Linked DNA regions of Homo sapiens: region 1 is linked to region 2. A link is an interaction called in ENCODE POLR2A ChIA-PET data of the cell type or tissue named here. Cell type or tissue: Caco-2. All regions are shown on one strand. Links, peaks and the distances in the headings refer to the core of each region. The heading gives the core; the rest is flanking DNA. Region 1 overlaps HPRT1 (hypoxanthine phosphoribosyltransferase 1). Region 2 has its middle 13 kb from the start of SMIM10.

Region 1 (4,400 bases), core at 172-4,171, 540 kb before region 2:
CCACCGTGCCTGGCCTAGGTAGACGCTTTTAGCTTTGGGGTGTGATGCCTGCCCCAGTATATAGTGAATTTAATTATTGCTAGAGCTGGCTGTTTGTTAGTTTTCTTTGAACATAAGATACTCATTGTTTTTAGTTTGCAAATCCCTCTTCCTTTTTAAAAAATTTCTTTCCCTTAAATTGTTTGCATGTTAGCAATAACAAATGCTTAAATGGTGCTATGTGCTAGATACTCTTCTAAGCCCTGTTATGTATATTAACTAATTTTTTAAATTACACAAATCAGAGAGGTTAAGTAACTTGCCCAAGATTACCCAACAATACTAGGATTTGAACCTAAGTTTGTCTCACCCCAGATTCTGCTCTTAATCTCTAAACTTTTAAGTTAGTAGTGACAATAGTAGGTATTTATTGAATACTTAACTATGTTTTAGGCGTTGAAGTAAATATTTTGCAGGCATTATCTAATGTAAACACCCTAAAGTTACATAACAGGTACCCTTTAGGTAAATAAACACTAGTATGACCTTGGAGGCACAGATAGTTGAAGTAACTTGCCCAATATCACTTACATGAAATTGGCCCTCAAATGTGTCTGATACAACCCATGCTGCTTGTAACTATCGTTTTAAACTGCCAGGGTAAACTTGGACACACTTGAGCTAAGAAAAAGCTTTTAGATTTTTGCAAATTAATGTGAAAGATATGCTTTATGTGGATATAATATCTTCTAAATTTCGGGGATGGTAGTCCTAGAAATGTAATCCTGCCCTAGCCGAGCTTACCCTGCCAATAATTTTTTACAGAATTGGTAAAACGGAGCACCTTTTTTTTGTCCTTGGCCACACTGTTATCAACAGGGTGTAGATTGACATCAATCTGTAGGTGTAAACCAGAATTACTCTTTGTGACCACCAGGAAATAGAGCAGTTCAGTTCAGGGGTTTCTTTCTGTGAATTTAGCACTGTGACCTGCATACTACAAGTCTACTTTGTTTTCTATCCATTGTTTGTATCTGGGTATTGCAAAAGGTAGGAAAAGGACCAACCAGATCAGCAGAGAAGAGTTGCCTTGGAGTTTTCTTTTAGTTTTCTGCAGTTCATTAGATAGTAACTAGGCCATGTCATTTTACTCCCTTGTAGTGAAGATATGTTGAAGTTGTACTGGTATACTCTTCTACCTTTCTGTAATTTTATATTGTGTAGACTTGATAAAATTTATGTGTCAATCACCACCATTAATATCAATATTGAGCCTCAATTCTTATTTTTCTGCCCAGTGGCTGCCAAATTACTAACATTTACAATAATTCACTACTACTAAGATAATCTACTAGTTCGATCACATACTTCAAATTGTTATGGAACTACTGTCTTCAGCATTGTGCTTCTGATAACTGATAAGTATAATTTTTTTTTTGTCCAGAGTGAACATGTCTATTCTTCCACTGTACACACTAATAAAAGGAAAAATTGTAATATTGGGTAAATTCATGTCCTTACACATGTAGTAGTTATGAGCCCATGTCCCTAGAATGAGTAATAATTTATCCCTCCCTTGGTTGAATAGTCAAGAATGCTGATTTTAATTCTTCTAACAGCTTTATCCCTCAGAAGGGAAGGCAAGCAAGTTATATATGTAGTTTATTTGTAAGACTGATATGAAATTGGAAGATGAATCTACTATTAGCTTTAATTATTTTTACATTTAGGAATATTGCATCAGTAACTCATAATTTTGGTTTTCTGTTATCCTGAGTTAACACAAATTATCCAAGGAGATGGCGGATCATCTGCTTTGAGGTGTTTTTTTTTGAGAATTTTAATGTATCTGAATATAAAAGGTAAAAATATGCCAACTAGCAATTTCTGCCCATTCCAGAAGTTTGGAAATATTACTCATTACTAGGAATTAAATAAAATATGGTTTATCTATTGTTATACCTCTTTTAATTCACATAGCTCATTTTTATCTTTTATTTTTGTTTGTTTTTTTTGAGATGGAGTCTTGCTCTGTCACCAGGCAGGAGTGCAGTGATGCAATCTCGGCTCACTCTAGCCACCGACTCCCTGGTTCAAGCGATTCTCCTGCCTGAGCCTTCTGAGTAGCTGGGATTACAGGCAGGCACCACCACGCCCAGCTAATTTTTGTAGAGACAGGATTTCACCGTGTTGGCCAGGATGGTCTCCATCTCCTGACCTCATGATCTGCCTGCTTCGGCCTCCCAAAGTGCTGGGATTACAGGTGGGAGCCACTACGCCTGGCCCACATAGCTCATTTTTAGACTCACTTCCATTAAGTCTTGTTTGGACCCACGAACATTGTCTTTTTTTTTTTAAGATGGAGTTTCACTTTTGTTGCCCAGACTGTAGTGCAATGGTGCAATCTCAGCTCACTGCAATCTCTGCCTCCTGGGTTCTAGCAATTCTCCTGCCTCAGCCTCCCGAGTAGCTGGAATTACAGGCGCCCGCCACCACGCCCAGCTAATTTTTGTGTTTTTAGTAGAGACGGGGTTTCACCATGTTGGGCAGGCCAGGGGTGATCCGCCCACCTCAGCCTCCCAAAGTGCTGGGATTACAGGTGTGAGCCACCGCATCTGGCCAACATGTCTTTTTTTTTTTTTTCCTTTTTAACCACAAAGAGACTTAAGCAGTCCTTGTCACAGATGATGAATTGATGTTGCAAGTATTGTCTTAGCTTGGATTAATTTTCTTGCTTACTGTAATTTTAGATAATATAGCTTTGTAATTAGAGATTTTATGTGTAAACCACAAAAATGTTTACATGAAGGCCATTATTACAGATGTGACGTGCATAATTATTAGTAATTTGTATGTTTACATGGGTCAGTCTGGCAAAAAATTATGAAGTTTTAAAAATTAAAAAAAATTATAATGCCAGTTTTACTGGAAAGTAAAATTATTTCAGTAATCGATTATAGCAAAAGTATTGATTTTCATTCCAGACAAAAGTCAGAATGAAAGGTAATTTCTCAATACTCTTTCAGATTAATAAAAGTACCTGTAGCGATTTTTATCATTCACAAGTATATCACAAGTAAGTTAGAATTTGAGAACTGTGTTCTAGATCTCTGAGGAGATGCAGTCAGATTTCTGAACTGTCTCAGCAAATGGTAAGTAACTTAGAGCTAGTAATTAATAACCTGTCCTTTGATTTCTGATTCAGCCAAGAATGGCCATATTTGGGAAAGGCAGATCTGGAGAGTAACCACGTTTTCATTCATTTACCACTTCTAGGCCCCTCCAGAGCTCTCAGATATTTTGGGGTTGAGCCCTTCCCCAAAGCCATACAGGACCTTTTTTTTGTGATCTGTTCTAGCCATTTTTATGTTGGGTGCTTGTTATGGACTGAGCATTTATGTCCTCCCACACCCCCCCCATACCTTTTTTGAAGTCCTAACCCCCAGTGTGATGGTATTTGGAGACAGGGCCTTTGGAAGGTAATTACAGTTAGAAGAAGTCGGGAGGGTTGGGCCCAGGTCTGATTGGATTAGTGCCCTTATATGAAAAGACACCAGGACGGGCGCAGTGGCTCACACCTGTAATCCCAGCACTTTGGGAGGCCAAGGTGGGTGGATCACGAGGTCAGGAGTTTGAGACCAGCCTGGCCAATGTAGTGAAACACCATCTCTACTAAAAATACAAAAATTAGCTGGGTGTGGTAGCGGGCTCCTGTCATCCAAGCTACTCGGGAGGGTGAGGCATGAGAATCACTTGAACCCGGGAGTTGGAGGTTGCAGTGAGCCCAGATTGTGCCACTGTACTCCAGCCTGGGTGACAGAGTGAGACTCTGTCTCAAAAAAGAAAAAAAAAAAAAAAGAGACACCAGAGAGCTTGTTAGAAGAGGTCATGTGAGCACACAGTTAGAAGACCTTCAAGCCAAAGAAGAGGCCTGAGATTGAAACCTACCTTGCAGGTACCTTAATTTTGGACTTCCCAGCCTCCAAAACTGTGAGAAATAAGTTTCTGTTAAGTCACTCAGTCTGTGGTATTTTGTTATGGCAGCCTGAGCAGGTAGTTGTTCTTTCAGAAGGTGTTGATAATAACCACATGCAACACCAAGTCACAAATAATAAAACAGATGTAACTTATATTCATACAGAAAGTTGGGCACTGCCATTGCCTTGTTGGTTTACACGGCTGTGCTAGTTCAGTAGCAGAAAGGTGCTGGTCTCCTTTACTCAGTTTACAATCTAGGCAGTAGAATGTAATCACTGCTTTAAACTTGATACTGCTTAGGGAGAGAATCATTGGTGCTGGGTAACTTTGGGTTCTAGGTTTACTTTTTGTGTATATATAACTGTTTTTGGTAAATCACAAGTTTCTGGGCTTGTCGAATTAGATTTTGTTACAGATTATGAGCTTTATTATGCTATACAGTT
Region 2 (4,400 bases), core at 81-4,080:
GGGCCGAGAAGCAGGAAAGAGCAGTTTGCCCAGGCTTTGCCTTTCCTGAACCACACCTTGGACCTCACATCCCATGAAAGGCAGCTCTATTCATCATGGCCCACAAGACTCCATCTGCTGTGTCTTGTGGGCTGATGTTGGTGTCATATCCCACTGAAGCCTCATAGTCTACAGCCAATAGTGACACGTACACACATGCCAATAGTGACATGTACACAGATCTTCTAGAAGCTACTGTGTCATTCGAATGGCATGAAGAAGGCATGTTCCACATAAAAAGAGGTGAGAAAAAAATAAATGCACTTGGTGCATTAATGGGGTGGGACTGGGGTCATGTTTCCTCTCTTCATACAATTACTTTCCTTGCTGTTGCTATGAATTTGCACTGCTGGTGAGAATGTAAATTGGTCCAACCAAATGAGAAACGTGTTTGGCATTATCTAGTAAAGTTAAACATAAGCATCCCCCGTGATGCAACAATGTAATTCCAAGTTCTTTACCCAATGGAAACATGTACATATGTTCAACAAAAGATATTTACAAGAACTGGCCATTATCAAGAAAGTGAAGAATTAGATAGGCTAGTTAAGAGGCTATTAGAATAATCCAGGAGAGGTGTAAAGGTGTTTTGGACAGAGGTCATAACAGTGGAGGTGCCAGGAAGTGGTCAGATTCTGGTTGTATGTTGAAGGTAGACTTGAGTTAATGTGGGGCATGAAAGAAACAGAGGATTCAAGGATGACAGCAAGGCCTTTAGCTTGAGCAACAGAAAGGAAAGAGTTGCCATTTACCAAGATGGGGAAGACAGAGGAAGTGTAGACTTGGGAGATGAAAAATATAAGTCTTGATAAATCCATCATGATTATTAAATCATTCTATTTATTTAAAAAAGCAGGCTGGGTGCAGTGCCTCATGCCTGCAATCCCAGCACTTTGGGAGGCCAAGGCGGGAGGATCACCTGAGGTCAGGAGTTCAACACCAGCCTGGCGAACATGGCAAAACCTCGCCTCTACTAAAAATTAAAAAATTAGCCAGGCATGGTGGCATGTGCCTGTAATCCCAGCTACTTGGGAGGCTGAGACAGGAGGACTGACTGAACCTGGGAGGCAGAGGTTGCAGTGAGCCAAGATCGCGCCACTACACTCCAGCCTGCACAATAGAGCGAGACTCCATCTCAAAAAATAAAAAAGTAAACCGGTAACAGTGAAACTAAGCTTCTCTTAAATGTTCCAATATTATATGTATATATATGTAGTATGTAGTATGTATGTATATATGTAGTATGTATGTATATAAAAATTAGTAAGAGTTTTACTTAAAATCCTAACTCTAAACCCATGATTAAATTATGTATTTTAAATTCGAACCGCATCTTCTTTGGGCTGAGCTGTTTTGGGCATCCAAGGGGGGTTGACACACAGCAGTATCTCATAAAAACACATGATTCATGAAAGAAACAGAAGTGTCATTAAAACTGACTGCCCTAAGTAAATGGTGTATTATGTGCATATATGTGATTATGATGTTAAAGAAAGTAATGTAATGATCAGAGTGGCAATTCAATTTTGTGGTGTTGGTAAAACACTAAAAGCAAATGTTTCTGGTAAAATAATACAATCCCTCCTATTTTTATATTTTCAGCATCTCTGAAGATGTCCTATAATTATTTTCATTTAGTGTCCTAATATAGCAAATTAATAGATTTCTGAACATTTAACCCACCTTCTATTAACTGTTCATGGTGCATTACTCTTTGAATGTGCTGCTCTGGATGTTTGCTAATATTTGGGGCTTTCCTATTAATGTTTCAAAGTAACCACATCTGCGGCCAGGGAGCCAATAATCTGGCTGAGAGATGCATGAAGGAGGAAAATGTGTTCACAGAACCTCACTCCAGTGGCGTCCACAGCCGAGAGTCAGTAAAGGGACACGCTACAGCTGATGAGTTAGGTGAGGGGAGGAGTACGGTAGGAGGCCGCATCACCTTCCAGAACACGTGTCCTCTGCTCTCTTTGGGCAGCGGGCGCAATCTCCCCTCACACCGCAAACTGTCCTGGGATCTTCCCCCGCGCACCGCCCCTCGCCCGCGCCTGCCTTGGGAAATCTTGGCCCCACCTTTCTGATTCAGACCCCGCCTCCTGAAGAGAGTTAAGCCCTCCCCCACGTTCTCACAGCCGCGGCCCGGCCCCGTTCTGAGCTTGCGCACTAGTGACCATCGGGCTTTGGGGGCGGAGCCCGCGCAAGCACTCAGGCCACGCCCATGGCCAAGCCCACATTCCGCCCCATGGACAGGCCCACATTCCGCCCCATGGACACGCCTCCACAACCATGCATTTCCGGTGATGCTTAGAAATATAAAGATCGGAGTGGTAATGTAATTTTGTGACGTTGGTGAAAGACTAAAAGCAAATGGCAAAATCATACCCACTGACCTGAAATAGGGTCCAAATCGGGACAAAAAGGACATTTTTCTTTGCCTCCACCCTCTGACACAGCCTTTAGGAGGACAATGCCCTACGGCTGCCCCCAGCTGCCTAGAATCCACTCTACCCCAGACTACAGTGACAATTCTAAGCCCACCTGTCTTATGCAGAAACCGGGAGGCAGAAGGGGGCACACAACAGGAAGGGGAAGAAATGTTCTCTGAGGGAGAAACAGGTCCGTTTGGCACTTTCCACAGATGCACCCAACTCCGACTGGAATAACTGCTGCTTACTCCTCTGCTCATTGTGTCTTTGCAATTAAAAGAAAAAATTGAAGTAATTATCTCTGGTGAGTCACTTTCTGTATAGTTCACTTGTTATTCTCTCCTTTGTGCCATTATGAATTGACAAGTCCTTTGCAATAAGATAGAGAACAGTTTTGTAATAAAAAAGAACACAGTTGTTTAAAAAAAAACATGAAAACACAGGTTACAAAAAATGAAGCAATAAGGTAATGCACATAAATTAAGTCAAAGCAATGGAAAATAAATTGCAAACACAATAGAGTTATAAATATATATGGAAAAGAAGGACTAGATGACAATAAAACAAGATATAAACTGTTTCAGTTTATATGGTAAGAATAATGCTATTTTTTTCTAATAATCTCTGTTTTCAAATTTTCTTTAATGAATATCTGTGTACCAGCCCTTGTCCATTCTAGGGTGCTGTGGGGTTAAGATCAAACAAGGTATAGAATCACACATGCCTGGGTTTTAATCCTGCCTCAGCAAATTACTAACAGTATGTCCTTGAGCAAGTGACTTGACTTCTCTGAGACATACATATAGGGCCTGGCTGCCCAGATTACTATAAGCATGAAGAAAGATGATACAGACTAATGCTCAGCACAGGGTCTGTCAGAGGTAGTAACTGGGCTAATTGTAGCTATTACAATAGGGAACTTGATGGGTTTGTGATTTTGCTATTTATTTATTTTATTATATTACTAATCCTCAGTTAAAAATACATGTGAGAAGCATCCCCCAAATCTCACCAAATTTTTCTTTAGTTTCTTACCCTGTAGGTCCTATTTCTTCCTTGAGGGCATTTACCGCATCTTGCCCTCATATAATGTCTCTTTCCCCAGACATTGCCCCTCTCCATCCAGGCTCCTCATCGTCACTTACAGTTTCTCTGGGGAGTTAGGATGGCAGGGTGAACCAGCCTTATATACTCCCTAGTCTATGGATGGTGATAGCTCAGGGAACCTCCAGCAGCAGCAATTCCTGTCTCAGTGTGTCCCTGGCTTTCTGAGACAATGGTCATCTTAACTCACACATTCCCTTGTATAATGAAAAAATGAGGGAAGATGACATGTACTTGGCCAATGACCCTCCACTATCTGGGGGCCAGTGCAACTGGGCATCGAAAGCCTTATCTGGGCTGAGTGGCAGTGGCTCACACCTGTAATCTCAGCACTTTGGGAGGCTGAGGCAGGAGGATTGCTTGAGGCCAGGAGTTTGAGACCAGCCTGGGCAATATAGCAAGACCCCCCTCTCTACAAAAAAGAAAAAAATAAGCTGGGCGTGGTAGTGCATGCCTGTAGTTCCAGCTACTCGAGAGGCCGAGGCAAGACAATCGCTTGACCCCAGGAGTTGAAGGCTGCAGTGAGCTATTATTGTACCACTGCACTCCAGCCTGGGTAACAGAGCAAGATTCATTACTGGATGCCCATCACAAGCTTTCAAAGACTGTGTGTGGCCGCCATCGGCTGAGACAGTGCTAGAAGGGAATTTGGTTAATGGTAATAACTTGGACGTCACTGGCCATCTGCTCCCTAATCCTTCAGTCCCTTTCAAACTCCCCACTGCCCAGAACAACATTTCAGAGAATCTCTGGGAAGAGTGGCACACATATGGAGGCGTGGGCAACAGTAGCTGGCTGGGAGTGGTTCACAGCCTAATGTGAGACTCA

What was found. ChIA-PET counts read pairs that join two places held together with the same protein. Peaks named below come from ENCODE experiments on the same cell type or tissue, not always from the same donor. Only the 100,000 strongest peaks of a DNase experiment are listed, where the experiment ranks them.
Region 1: POLR2A ChIA-PET joins it to region 2 with 6 read pairs; 2 of 35 experiments call an interaction of 5 or more read pairs at or near these places.

What each region holds. Positions count from the first base shown.
Region 1 is chrX:134,462,603-134,467,002 of GRCh38, forward strand. The region is part of intron 1 of HPRT1 (hypoxanthine phosphoribosyltransferase 1); the gene reads left to right. Among named protein-coding and RNA genes, the nearest start is that of HPRT1, 4.6 kb to the left of the region's middle. In Caco-2, for the core only: no CTCF peak of the experiment used is centred there; no DNase peak of the experiment used is centred there.
Region 2 is chrX:135,002,032-135,006,431 of GRCh38, forward strand. No RefSeq gene overlaps it. Among named protein-coding and RNA genes, the nearest start is that of SMIM10, 13 kb to the left of the region's middle. RefSeq lists enhancers at 2,041-2,551, 2,552-3,060 and a silencer at 2,074-2,133. In Caco-2, for the core only: no CTCF peak of the experiment used is centred there; a DNase peak (open chromatin) is centred at 2,120; H3K4me3 peaks cover 884 bases.